3 separate regions of the Homo sapiens genome follow, and all the other regions are linked to region 2. Evidence: chromatin contacts called from ENCODE Hi-C or POLR2A ChIA-PET data. All regions are on one chromosome and are shown on one strand. The core of a region is the stretch at or near the end of the contact, and the rest is flanking DNA. Distances in the headings are between cores, read along the strand shown.

The links. A loop is a pair of places that touch in the nucleus more often than their neighbours do. ChIA-PET counts read pairs that join two places held with the same protein, here RNA polymerase II (POLR2A). Pooled maps may share reads with other maps.
Region 1: a map of PC-3 shows a loop between it and region 2 (9-fold over the local background). The contact joins two enhancer-like sites. A Hi-C loop is called at or near these places in 6 of 168 maps with a recorded cell type or tissue (Calu3, PC-3, PC-9 and 3 more) and 5 of 50 pooled maps. POLR2A ChIA-PET finds 5 or more read pairs at or near these places in 1 of 52 experiments (PC-9).
Region 3: a map of PC-9 shows a loop between it and region 2 (5-fold over the local background). The contact joins two enhancer-like sites. A Hi-C loop is called at or near these places in 4 of 168 maps with a recorded cell type or tissue (PC-3, PC-9, chondrocyte and 1 more) and 4 of 50 pooled maps.

Annotation. Positions count from the first base shown.
Region 1 is chr2:236,746,246-236,750,529 of GRCh38, reverse strand. No RefSeq gene overlaps it. Among named protein-coding and RNA genes, the nearest start is that of ACKR3, 180 kb to the right of the region's middle. Within about 2 kb of position 1,934, at least 11 of the 41 ENCODE cell types and tissues checked have a DNase peak (open chromatin) inside an H3K27ac peak, as active enhancers do; they include PC-3, where a contact is called at or near this core.
Region 2 is chr2:237,022,514-237,027,341 of GRCh38, reverse strand. All of the region lies in intron 1 of COPS8-DT (COPS8 divergent transcript), which reads left to right. Among named protein-coding and RNA genes, the nearest start is that of COPS8-DT, 61 kb to the left of the region's middle. Within about 2 kb of position 1,366, at least 2 of the 41 ENCODE cell types and tissues checked have a DNase peak (open chromatin) inside an H3K27ac peak, as active enhancers do; they include PC-3, where a contact is called at or near this core.
Region 3 is chr2:236,662,377-236,667,206 of GRCh38, reverse strand. No RefSeq gene overlaps it. Among named protein-coding and RNA genes, the nearest start is that of ACKR3, 95 kb to the right of the region's middle. Within about 2 kb of position 3,251, at least 15 of the 41 ENCODE cell types and tissues checked have a DNase peak (open chromatin) inside an H3K27ac peak, as active enhancers do.

The DNA of each region.
Region 1 (4,284 bases), core at 685-3,184, 280 kb after region 2:
CTGTGTGCCTTAGCTCCACCTACATCTCTCTGTGCTCACTGTGAGGACTCAGGGTCTCCCTCCACCTGATTTGAGGACTCAGGGTCTCTCTCCACCCAGCGTGGGGACTCAGGGTCTCTCTCCACCCAGTGTGGGGACTCTGCTTCTCTCTGCCCAGTGTGGGGACTCAGGGTCTCTCTCCACCCAGTGTGGGGACTCTGCTTCTCTCTGCCCAGTGTGGGGACTCAGGGCCTCTCTCCACCCATTGTGGGGACTCAGGGTCTCTCTCCACCCAGTGTGAGGACTCTGGGTCTCTCTCCACCCAGTGTAGGGGCTCAGGGCCTCTCTCCACCCAGCATGGGGACTCAGGGCCTCTCTCCGCCCAGTGTGGGGACTCAGGGTCTCTCTCTGCCCAATGTGGGGACTCAGCCTCTCTTTGCTCAGCGTGGGGACTCAGGGTCTCTCTCCGCCCAGTGTGGGGACTCAGGGCCTCTCTCCGCCCAGTGTGGGAACTCAGGGTCTCTCTCCACCCAGTGTGAGGACTCAGGGTCTCTCTCTGCCCAGTGGGGGGACTCGGCCTCTCTCTGCTCAGTGTGGAGACTCAGGGTCTCTCTCCGCCCAGTGCGGGGACTCAGGGTCTCTCTCCACCCATTGTGAGGACTCGGCCTCTCTCTGCTCAGTGTGGGGACTCAGGGTCTCTCTCCACCCAGTATGAGGTCTCAGGGTCTCTCTCTGCTCAGTGTGGAGACTCAGGGTCTCTCTCCGCCCAGTGTGAGGTCTCAGGGTCCTTGCATGAGCTCTTTCCTCTCCTGGGAATTCCTTTTGCTTCCGGGCTGACACCAGTGATCCTGGAGGTCTCCATGTGAATGTCCCTTCCTCAGGAATCCTTTCCTGGCCATTATTCCTCAGCAAGCACACTTTCCTCTCCTCAAAACTCTTCCCACAATTGTAACCAAACACCGACTTGTGTGAAGCAGGTGATTTGTCTTCCTGCTGCACTGTGAGTGCCACGGGGGCCTGGAGCACGTCTCCCTGTGTGTCACCAAACCACCAGTGCCTGACTCAGAAAAAGCAGCTCAGAAATATCAGGGGAATTGAATAATTCATCCAAATATCAAATTTCAAAAGCATGGTGCAGAAAAATATCAGTGGCTTTCATCAACCACACACTAAAACATTAGATGGGTCTAGATGCAGGCATAGTTACAAATGTGGCGTCCCCACGGAGGCATGGCCCCGTCACCCTGGGCACCAGCCAGGCCACACCCTGAGTATTCTAGTTGTACCATTCTTCTTTAAAAAGATACTGGTTGAAATACATGTGGACTGGGACATGCTCTCCCTTCTGGAGGGTAAGGTAGCCCACATCTTACTTAATGCAAAGCGCTGCTATTTCCACTAAAGTTTTCAGGAGCCTAGTTCTAGTTACCTTCATACAATGCCTGGCCCACTGTAGGTGTTCCCTGAAAGTCCAGGCAGCAGGCCAGCTGCAGCGTGAGCAGCTGCAGGGAGGGAGCCTCAGGGCTGTCCCTGAAGGAGCCAGCCCAGCCTGGCCACCTCCAAAGCCCGCATGCTTCAGGGGAACATGAGGCGCTCAGCCCTCCTCTGGCTCAATTCAGGCAAAACAGGAGAAAACGCATATAACGTTAGCCTGGGGGACCTGTCAAAATGCTTTCCAGCCTTAAGCTTCTGCGATTTTAAAATTGTCTTGGGCTAAATGGTCAGGACTCAAAGGAGGGATTGGGAGGGTTGGGGGATGCTTACAGTCGGGACCCAGCCCGTCCTGGAATTGGACATAAAACAGCCAATTGAAGGAAAAGAATTGGGAGGCCCTGCTGGGATTCAGTCATAAGAGGAAATGAAACCAAGGGAAATTATTTAATACCGGTATTTCCTAATCATAACTTTTTGCTTCTTTGAACCGCCCTATGGGCCAATCTCATTGCAATCTTGCATTGAAGGAGGAAGAGGGTGGAGGAGAGGCGGTTGCTGCGGCATTTGGCTCTGCCTCAGGGTGACACTTCCGAAGGAGGTCCCCACCAAGCCCTGTGTCCAGAGCTGGGAGCGTTCTGAAAGGTAAACCCAAGGTCAGAGAATGACTCCCCAGTGCAGAAGAGAAGACGGATGACTCCTGCAGTACCTGAGACACCACCTCCTGAGCCAGCCACTTCCTGCTGGGGGCCTGAAAAAGACAGAACCAAGACATGAGGGATCTGGTGGTGTTTCCTGGATGTCTGGGGCTTGGGGATTCTGTGTGCATGGTAGAGAGGGGGTCCCAACTCCCAAACTCCAGCAGCAGTGAGCAGAGCTGCACAGGTTGTCCGAGCAGAAACAGGAGAAAGGAGGTCTGTCCCCATGTGGGGGCCTGCACGTCTCACACCTTCAGTGTGTGGGCTGAGGATGAGGCCTCAGGCTGCAATGAGCATGCTGTCCCCAGACACTAATGTCGGCTTTCCCTTTGCCCAGACCTGGACAGTCACTCAGGTGTGGGGTCAGCGCTGAAGCACCGGCTGTTTCCTAGAAACACAAGCACACCCTCAGGCCTCCCTCCCTCTACAGGAGAATGTAACCAAATATTCCATTTCTCCAGTGGATCTGTGTGCCAAGGGAAACTTAACTGCCACTTGGAGCATAACTGAAGGGGTGACAAATTATTTAGGGGATATTTGGGTTGCAAGGAATATCCTTTTAAAAACAACAAAGTGCCATCTTTTGCTTTTATCATGATGGCACATGGTGGGGGGGAACTACATTTTTATTTGCTTGTTGTTGGGTACAGAGTTGCTTTCACGTTTCTCCTTCTCACACAGGTCCAAGTGCCCAGCCTCCCTCTGTCACCTCCCCATCCCCCTGTCAGAGCACTCAGGCCTGTCCCCAGGGAGTTCTACGGGCTCCCTGCAGGCCCTCTGAGGGGCCTCCCATCCCACGGGACCTGCCTCCATCAGCCTCATACAACTTGCTTTGCCTCTGGCCACTCTGATCCGCGCCCCCACGTTTGCAGCGCTTAATTATGTGTGGACTCCTGTGCTTGCTAGTTCAAAAAAGACCCTGAAAATAATCCAGTTTAACCTCTTCATTTTAGAGATAAAGACACTAAATTAAGTAGGTAAGGAATTTAAGTTCCACTCAGGGTCAACCCAGACATTTAATGGAAGAATAAAAATCAACCCCCTCATCTTCCCATCACTCTCTGCCACACCACGATGGCATCTGACTGTTTCATGTTTATGTCAGATGCACCATTGATTTGATAAGGGGCTTTGACAATACTTTTTAAAATAGAAATAATAAGGAAACACTTCCACATAAATGGAATTGCATCCTGGATTTCAGAGAAATGCTTAGGTGAGGGGAAGAGGGGTCTTGCGATCCAGGAAATGTCCTTCTACAGCCCTGTCCACTACCCAAAGCCTCGCCTGCCCCACAGCCCCGGTGCTGAGATGGGGTTCTGAGATGGGGGGACCGTGTGTGGTGGTCCTGCCAGGTAGATGGAGCGATTCGCTAGTGTGGCTCTCGGGTCATGACCCTCCCTGTTGTGGGTCCCAGGGGGTGGGTTATTGGAATTGCAAGCTCCCCGATGTCTGGCTTTGCCGGCACCCACCTGCAGCCTTGCCATGGCACTGTCCCCTCAAGCTTCTGCTTAGAGGCTGTCACCCGGAAGAATTGCTGAGGCCAGCCCTGCCTCTCACCTAGGGTATTGACGGTCATTGTGAAGAGCATAATGCTTTCCACTAATCCATCGAGATGAGGCAACATAACAGCACTATTCCTATCCATAGAAATAAATAGAAAGGAGCTGATATCCTCATCTCTTGATGTGATGGGGCTACATGCTTTGATCATCGAAGTGCTTCTGTATACTTGATCTCAAGAGGGGAGAGCAGTGCAGAGGGAAATAGTCAACTTTTTTGTTTTTGTAAGTAGCACAGTAGACTTTTTTAATGATTAAATGATTTTTTTCCAGATTTGATAAAACTGAAAGGAACTTTTGTTTTCTGTTTCTGTTGGGCTGATTTAAAGAAGAGATGAAATTAAAAAGATAAATAACAACAACAAACAACAAACAAAACAGTAACTGGGAAAGCTTCTAGAAAGCCAAGGGTATCTTTTCATCTTCCATCCTAGCTGAATCTCCTACTCTGTCTTCTGCACTGATTTTCTCTTTCTTTTATACCTTAGACAGGGTTCTGCCTAGTCCTATTTTTATATCTTTACAAGACACAAGATTACAGCCTACTCCCCATTTTAGGACTCGAATGACACTTTCACTATTTGACATTTGTTTTGGTCTGTCGAGCTAAGAAT
Region 2 (4,828 bases), core at 117-2,616:
AACTTCTCCTGTTCACCCCTTTCATGGAAGAGACATTTCCCCTGAAGTTCTACCCTTGAGTCTCCTGTCTCTTAACTCATGGTCTCCTGGGCAGTCTCATCTACTCTGTGACTCCGGCTCTTGCCCCCTAGGCCACTCTAAATGCCACCTCCTAATGTGCCCAGGGCTCCGAGGGAGTGCACGGTGCACAGCGGCCTCTCAGCAAATACCCCTGAAATGAATGCACCCTGGGCTTCCCATGCCTCCTTCTTGTCCCTGGACACACTGCACTCCCCCATGAGCTCCCTCAGATCCTTCCTCCCTTCCTTGCCCTCCCCAACTCCATGTTTCCCACCAGGGTTAACTCTGTCCTTGCCAAGCCCGATCCTGTGGGCCGTCACTCCATCCTCTTTCATGTTCCTCCCTTCAGTTTCTTTTTCCTCTGGTGACTTCTCGGCACCGATACTCTGCTCATCCATTCCTGGGCCCCCTGCTCTCGGGCCGCTCGGCACTTCTGGTAGACACAGCCCACCTGGTCTCCATTCCCAATGAGGCCATCTGCGGCTGCTCAGTATCTCCCATACCCTGTTCATCTCTCTCCTCCAAATGACCTGGCCTCCTGGCCTCCTTCTTAGTAAGTTAATGAAATTTCTCTCGCCACTCTTCCCTTCTTCCTTTGGGAACAGAGCGTGCATCTCCTTCTTCACTCAGGTGAGTCCCTCTGTCTGGCTCTGAATTCCATCCAATAGATCCAGGCTCTGGGGCTCCCAGTCATCCCCTCCTCCCGGTGTCTGTTGCTTCTTCTGTCACTGCCTCCTTCCCTTCAGCCTGTCCACCTGCTCTGTGGTTTCAGGTATTTGCACACACACCACAGCCAAAGGCACACACCTTTCTGGGACCCGGTTTAGTGTCAGGAAACCACCTTATCTCTTTGTGCTGCTTTCCATTGATTCAATGCATGTAAAGTGTTTAGAATAGATGATGGATATTAGTGAGCGACCATCATCATCATTGTAATTTTTGTAGCAAACATTCTTAAATGTTTGTCCAAGTTCACCACCTCCATTTCCTCCTCCTCCAAAAGCCCCTGAAATCTCAGAAGCCACAGCCTAGCTTTGATTCTGCCACACCCTGAAGGTATTCTGACTAAGATAATCACTGGCATCCCAGTCACCAAATCTAAAGGAGGATTTTGGCCCTCGTCATACTCTACCTCCCCATCAGCTTCAGATCCAGCTGGAGCCTCTCTCTTTTTTCCCTGAAATGCTCTCCACCTTCCTCAGATTGGGCAGCCCGTACCCACAGCTGACCCCACCCCCAAGCACAGCTGAGGCTCCTCCTCATCTCTCTGACCTTGAAAGTCAAGGTAATCCTTGGTCATCGTTGGAGTCATCAGGGCTCAGTCCTCTGAGCCCCTCTCTTTTCTGTCCTCACTCACCCCTACGGGACCTCATGCTGTTTCCTGGCTTTAGATATCATCTATATCCTGACCACTGGCAAATATACTCGCTGGCCCTGGCCTTCCCCTTGAATTCCAGACTGGTGCACCTGAGCTTCTCCTTGACATCTGCTGCTCTCGGACATTCAGTGGGCATCTGAAGCTCACCATGTTTGAATCAGACTTCTGATGTTTCCACCAAACCTGTTCTTCACATCTGTCTCCAATTTCAGTGAATTCTTCCAATTGCTTAAGTTTGGAGCGAACGTTCATTCCTCTCTACTTCTTACACCCCACATGAAACTACCTAGCAGATTATGTTGGTTGGCTTGAGAATCAGGTCACATTCTCCCCCCTATACTAACCCACCCTGCTCCAAGCCCCTATCAGCTTCTCCCAGCTCCCCACAATAGCCTTTTAATGATCCTCCTGCATCAGATCTAGCTCCCCTGCCCTCTCCCCTCTGCATTGCTATAGCCTTCTGTCAACATCAGTAAAATTAATATCAGTTTTGTCAGTTAAGTCAGCCACAGGGATCCTGTTACAATCAGATCATGTCATTCCTCTGAGCAAAACTCCCCCCTGGCCTCCAGCTCACTCCTTCCAGACCAAAGTCCTCATGACGTGCGAGGCTGTGAGTGGCCCTGTCATACTGACTCATCTCTTACTTCTCTTCCCCATTCCTTCTGTTCAAGCCAACTGCCCTATGCACTATGCCCTGAACACGCGACACACCCCTGCTTTGTGTCTGTGCACATTCTGTTCCTTCTGTTCCCGAAGGTATTTGCATGGCTCCCTCCCTGACTTCCTTCGACCCTTCATTCACACCTTCTTAGTGCATCCTTCTCTGGCCAGGGACACTATGATTTCACCCCTCCTCCCTTCACTACATAGCCACTTCTCCTCTTTGCTTTAAATATTCTTATACTAACACTTAATAGCTAACATTCTACGTGTTTTATTATTTATCTTGTATATTGTTGGTCTCCCCAGTGTCTTACTAGAATAGAAGCTTCATGATGCAGGGTTTTTTTTGACAGCTTTCCCACCCCAGAAATAGAAACAGAGCCCAACCCATAGTTGGAACTCAATAAATAGCTATACAATCAATAAGTGAAGATTCTTTTTAAAACCTTTTTCATATGCCCATCTTCTGCTCCATAGACTTTGGTGTCCCCTTATCTCATTGATATTTTCTTTAGGGTATTTTATCCATGCCCTGGGCTTCACCTGGAATGACACCATGTGATGGAGAGCAATATTGTCCCATAGCTTTTATTTCTTCCTGAAACCACACCCTTTTCAATACAACTTTGAAGCAGAAGCAGAATATACATTCTCCAGCCAACTGAAGATGGACTCAACTATGTGATTTGCTTTGGGAGTCTTAACAAACATGTGGAGCCTGAGTCCAGCCAAGCTTAGCAGCAATGAGCAGAGCCCCCACAGCTGACCATCTCACATGCTTCTGAGTTTGGGGAGGTAGTTTGTTATGCAGCAGTAGCTGACTGATACATATTTTAGTAACCCCCAGGTTCATTCCTGAGTCTAAGTCTCTATCCTGAGTTCAAGGTCCAAGTTCCACTTTTTAACTGCCTCCTGGACATGGGTCCTGAACATCTTGCAGGGATTTAGCAGCTGTCTTTCTCATCTTCCACCCCATTCCCAGCCAGCTCTGAATTAGCCAGGACACTTTAAATTATCAGGCAATTAATTGGCTCATTAAACTGGAAAGCCCAGTGGCAGGATAGACTTTGGGTCAGCAAATCCAGTGGCTCCATGCTGCCATCAGGGATCCAATTTGTTCCTGTCTGGCTGCTTGGCCTTCTATTGTGTTGGTTTCATTCCAAGGCTGGCTGCCTTCTTGGACCTAGGATGGCTGCTGTTGCAGCCTGGGCTTCTTTAAATACACACAATAGCCGGGAGGAGGTCTTCCCACAACTCTCAAGCTCAAATCTAGAGCTTTATGCTGGTTGGATCACCCTTGAAGTGAGCAGTGTGGCCAGGGGAATATCATTTGCTGAATGGCTCAGAACTGTGCTGTTTGAACCACATCAGGTGGATGGTGTCTGGCTCCTTGACAGAGACCTGTGGTGGGGTGGGGACCTGTAGAACTGGCATGGAGTCCATTGCCCCAAAGAACTCAGTTACTGAACAATGGGAGAGGAAGAAAGGATGTCAAGGAGACCCTGGCATCTGCCACATGTCCCTTCTGTAATTCCAATATTTATATGCTGTCTAGTGGTTGTTTTGGTTGGTGTTTTCCTAGCTCCTGGTCACTCTCTTGGTCACCAGGTCTAGGACTCTCTAGATACTCTCATATCTTTTTCTTTCTCTCTCCATTCTCACTGCCACTGCCTGTGTCAGTCCCCCATATCTCAATTACAATGAATAACTTATTGCAAAATGCTAATATGATATTATAGGAACATCAAGCAATACTGCTAAGTAAAAAGAAAAAGAGTGAATATCACCCACACTACCCAGAAATCACAGTTCACGTTTCGATATTTGTCCATTTGAATTATATTCTTCAAAGATTTTAATCAAACTGTATGACTGGGTTTAGAACAGCAGCCTTGTCTGGACCCTGCATGGAGTTAGGTGATTCCACACTTTCTAGAACCCTTTCTGGGTGTTGAGCTGGCAAATCCATCCATGTGCTTGTGGGTATTTGGGGACATTGAAGCGGATGCACAGCCATTTTTTTTTTTTTAATTTAAAGGAGGCTCAGGAGCTCAATAGGAAGTGCTGAAGCTTGGCCACAGAGATGTAGAGATGTGTCTGACCTGGAAGAGTTGGTGGGAAGGGGATAGAAGACAAACTGCCGAAGGATAGAGTGATTCCTGAGAGAAAAATCACATGAGTAAGAAGGCTGGTGGGGGGAGGTGTGAGGAAGCAGGGACATTTCAGGTATAGTGTGGGGGTACACTGGAACCTTTTCTGACCCAGTTTTCATTTTCCTTGAGGAAACAACTTCATGTCCTGAAAGTGCAAAACTGAAAGAGTTATTTTGGTAAGGTCCCCAACTCCCAACCCCTTCTCCCAGAGGAGATCCAATGGAGGAAAGAAATCAAACGAAAACATGTAACGATGAAAGCATTATCTGACCGGATGGAGAGAAAGATGAGAACCCAAGGTTGCCAGCAGCCACTGAGATGCGACTAGTTGACGGTGGCAGCAGAGGGTGGCAGAGGTACTACTATTACCATGAGCACTAGCGGGCAGATCGGGAGAAGGTAGGAAGTGCCGCAGATGGGCTGTCAAAGGTGGCTTCTCCAGCTCTAGGTGGACAGCTCTCTTCAACTGTGTCACCTCAAGTGGGAAGATAGTCCAGAGGGCCCAGTGATAAACAGCTAACATGATAACATGAGCCTTTCTTTCTTTCTTTCTCTCTTTCTTTCCTTCCTT
Region 3 (4,830 bases), core at 2,002-4,501, 360 kb after region 2:
ATAGTCTGGGCAATATAGCAAAACCCCATCTCTACCAAAAAATACAAAAATTAGTCAGGTGTGGTGGCACTCACCTGTAGTCCCAGCTACTTGGGAGGCTGAGGCTGGAGAATCCCTTGAACTCAGGAGGCAGAGGTTGCAGTGAGCCAAGATCGCGCCGCTGCACTCCAGCCTGTGCTACGGAGCGAGACCTTATCTCAAAAAAAGACAGTAGAAGCCACCCTGGCCTTGGCTCTCCCGAGAATGCAGAGAATTCTTAGCAGCCGAGTTACCCACGGTACCAAGGACCTCGATCAGTTTCCCGTTGCTGCTGTAACAAATCACCACAACGTAGCCTAAAACAACCCACATTTACCATCTTTCAGTTCTGGAGGCCGCATGTCTGACATGGGTCTGCAGGGCTGAAGTCAACGTGTGAGCAGGACTCTGCTCTCTCTGGAGGCTCTGGGGAGAATCCAGTCCCTGCCTTTTCCAGATTCTCAAGGCTGCCTGCATTCCTGTGCTTGTGGCCTCTTCCATCTCCATAACCCACAGTTAGATCACGCTGTTTTCTGCTTCCATCCCCAAATCTGCTCTCCTGACCGACTCTTCGTCCTCCCTCTTCTATATTCAAAGACCCTTATAATGACATTAGGCCCACCTGGAAAATCCAGAATGACCTCCCTGTGTTAAGATCATCTGCTTAACAACCTCAAGTTCATCTGCAATGTTGCTTCCCCTCTGCCCTGTAACTAACATATCCACAGTTCCCAGGGATTAGTATGGGAACATCTTTGGAGGCTATTATTCTGCCCACCACAGTCATATTCCCAGGAGTAATGAGACAATGGAGAAGTCCTGCCTGCAGGAATTTTCATTCTAGCAAATACATCCCTGAGCAAACACAAACACAGATTACGGTAACGCAGTGCAACTGTGATTCCAACCAGCTGAGGCCAGTCTTGAAGGGAAAATAGGATGCAATCCATTAAACTCAAAGGACTCTTCATCAAGTGCTCACCATGTGCCAAGTACTACATCAGATGCTTGGAATAAGAGGATAAATAGGAGAGAGCTGCCATAACAGAGCTCACGGGTTAGTAGGGAACAGTCCCAGTGGCTGAGGCCTGGTGCCATCCACATTCTCAGGGCAGGTGGGGCGGGCAGGTGGAGAGACCCCAGGTTTCAAGCCATGTCTTTGGGTAAATTATTCACTTCTTTAAAACTCCACCAATTTAGCTGCAAAGTGGAGATGAGAATGGCTACTTCCGAGGGCGTGGTGGGAAGGGGGAGATACCGCAGGTGGTGCCTGATGCATCACTGCACAAGGCTATGTTGAGTCTTGTGGTCATGGTGGCCACGTGGTCATTGGGGTGGTGGCTGAATTTCCACGCAAGCCACATCAGAGCAGTTCCAGTCTGTGCTCCTGTCATTCCATCCTTGGTTTTCTCTCCCTCCTTTGATCTTACAGAAGCACCAACTTCTCCCTACCCCGTCATTCATATCGCTCATGACTCATCTGCCATCTTTTTTTTTTTTTTTTTTTTTTTTTTTTTGAGGCAGAGTATCACACTGTCGCCCAGGCTGGAATGCAATGGCGCAATCTCGGTTCACTGCAACCTCCACCTCCCAGGCTCATGAGATTCTCCTGCCTCAGCCTTCCGGGTAGCTGGGATTACAGGTGCACACCACCATGCCCAGCTAATTTTTTGTATTTTTTTTTTTTTAGTAGAGACGGGTTTTCACTATGTTGGCCAGACTGGTCTCGAACTCCTGACCTCGTGATCTGCCCACCTCGGCCTCCCAAAGTGCTGGAATTTCAGGTGTGAGTCACTGCGCCCTGACTCATCTGCCATCTTTTAACCTAAAGGAAGAGGAGAAAGGCAGCTCTTTGGACAGCTGTCTGGGAAGACCAGTCCTGCAGCCCCTTAAGGAGTTCTCCTTCCTGCTGAAATTGGCACTGTCTTTGGTGGCACCTCAGGCTGGCTGTACAAAGAGCGTGGTCCCACTTCAATTTGGCCAATTATTAGCTATGTGACCCCAGACTACCTGCATAACCTCTCTGGTCATCGCATATAATATCAGGAACTGGACCAGTCAGGTTTGCACATTTTATTTTTCTTTTCTTTAGCAGTGGTACCCTTTCTTCAGCAGAAATCTTGAGTAAAATGCAGTATGTGAAACCAGTCAGAAGGAGATGTCGGGGACCAAGAGCCCTGCCTCCTGGTGACCCATCACCTCCCTCCTGCTGTAGAACCCCTGAGCTGCCCTCAGAGGAGGCACAGGTTGAAAGGCTCCCACCTGAGTGGTCCTGGAAGCCCCTTTTGCACTAGGACTCCTTGAGCCTCTGCCTTCCAGACCCATGGGCTGTCCTGTGCTTTTTTTCCTGTTGGTTTTTTTGTTTGGTTGGTTGTTTTGTTTGTATGTTTTGTTTTGTTTCGTTTTGTTTTGTTTTTGTCGCCCAGGCCAGAGTGCAGTGGTGCCATCTCCACTCACTACAACCTCCACCTCCCAGGTTCAAGCGATTCTCCTGCCTCGGCCTCCCAAGTAGCTGGGATTACAGGTGCCCACCATCACGCCCGGCTCATTTTTGTATTTTAGTAGAGATGGGAGTTCACCACGTTGGCCAGGATGGTCTCAAACTCCTGACCTCAGGTGATCTGCCCACCTTGGCCTTCCAAAGTGCTGGGATTACAGGTGTGAGCCACCATGCCCGGCCTTTTCCTGTATTTAAATTGAGATTCCATATGGTTTTGTAGACCATTTAGAAATAATAATAATAATAATAATAACCCAGGGATGTGTGAAATGCTTCTGTATCCTCTTCTCCATTGTCAAGTTTGCCGTGATCTTCACTCGCATGATTGCACCGATCTTCACTCACACGATTGCACCGGGAGGCTGTTGCCTTAGTGCCTTTTCCAATTCAGACCAAGGACAGGCTTCTTCCAAGCCCAGTTGACAGCCCTAGGTCTACTCTGTCCCCTATCAATATCCTGTTTCTGTGTGTGGCCAAACAAAACAAAAAAAATCCCATGATTCACCCAGAAACTGTGCCTAATGATAGACAAATTAAATGTCTATAACTTGTTGTAATTACTTAATAAAGTTTGTCGAGCGCTTAAGAATCCATCTGGATGAAAGAAACATTGTTAATGTAAAACATGATTACAGCAACAACTACAATCATGCCAAAATTCCAGAGTCCCACCCCCTCAGTAAAGAGCATGAGCTGTGCCATTGGTATTCCGCCGCGGGATGCTGCCATGCAAACCAGCATCCCCGCCGGCTCCTGTGACATCTGCCCACCCAGGGTATTTGCTAACAAGAAGGATGGAGTGGGAGGTGTAAAGGAAAGAAGTGCAGTCCTCCAAAGTGAAATTATTCCCTTGTCTCCATTCTGTGAAAGCTCCGAGTCCAAGTGAGCTTGCTAAAATGTCAGCCACGTGCCTCAGTGATTAGGGCTGCGGTTTGGGCAGCCTGTCAAAGATTTTCCCAGGCGACGCTCAAGCCCCTTCTCAGCCCAGCGCAGGAGGTTTGGTGTTTTTACTGCAGGGCAGTCCAGAGTTTCTGGGAGAGCAAGTGATATCCTATAAGCCATCCACACACCTTCATTCCCCACATGCATCCTAAACTTTAAGTTAATGTTCTGCCTTTTCTTTTTCCCATTCAGGGAGATTCACATGTTTGGCCAAGATAGCCTGTCCCACTGACAGGACCGTAAAGCCAATCCAACTGGGAGGAGAGCCAGGGAGGCTGCGTTCGTGGACTTGAAGAGTCTAACAGGCCTGCTCCTGGAATTTCATCCCTCACTCTCCCCACTTCTCCCTCCAGCCCAGCGTGAACTTCACTCGTGCCAAAAAATCAACTGCATAAGAACAGGATTAAGCAGGAGGCTGGAGACGGAATTAAATAAAGTGCATGAATGAAACCTCAAGATTTTCTTAACTGTGAACTCACCAAGAGCCAACACAGCGGAGCTTATGAAATTTCACTAGGTGAGACTGTATGAGTGCTTCCGCACCAAGCCAAATTCAACCTCCCCATAGCTTCCCCCCAACATTTCTAAACCTGCCCTCTGGAATCATACCGATCAAACCTAATGTCTGAATGAATATGTTTATGCCCAGTGAAGCATAGAAGATGACTGCTGGGCATCCAAGTCTTCCCTTTCCCCAAATGAATTTTCGTGGGTCTCCTGTCCCTTGCCGCCCTGACAGTTCGCCACCCACTCATCACGTTGTGGGTCGACCCCAGTTTAGGGCTGCTGCTCCCATGAGTAGTTTCTTGAGCTGCTCTTTCCCTGGAGCTGTCCACTCTGATGCTGGAAGGGCTTCAATTTTGGGGTAGATCAGAGTTTCTCAAACTTAGCTCTATGGATCTTTTCACCCAGAGAATTATTTGTTCTGCGAGGTGGTCCTGTGCACTGTAGGATGTTTAGCAGCCACCCTGGCCTCTACCCACCAGATACCAGTAGCAACCCCCTCCCCGCAGTGACAAAAATGTTTCCAGACATTGCCAAGTGTCCCTTGGGGAACAGAGTCCCTCCTGACTGAGAACCACTGGGGTAGAATGTTTGATTAGGGTCCCCTTCAACTGAAAGGTTCTAACCATTCATGATTCCATGAACTGCCCACATTTTCTCAAATCATCAGCTCAGTTCAGATTGTGAAACCACTAAGAACACAAAACTACTTTTAAAAAAGGAGCTGGTGTTTTGAAAGTTCCCCATGAGTAATAAAAAGATGATGATGGTCAAGACAAAATTGCAAAAATGCCCAGTCCCCTTAAAATGAAAGCAGCAGGAAGAGCGGCAGCCCGGGGTGGAGGGAAGGGTTGGTGAAACTGAAT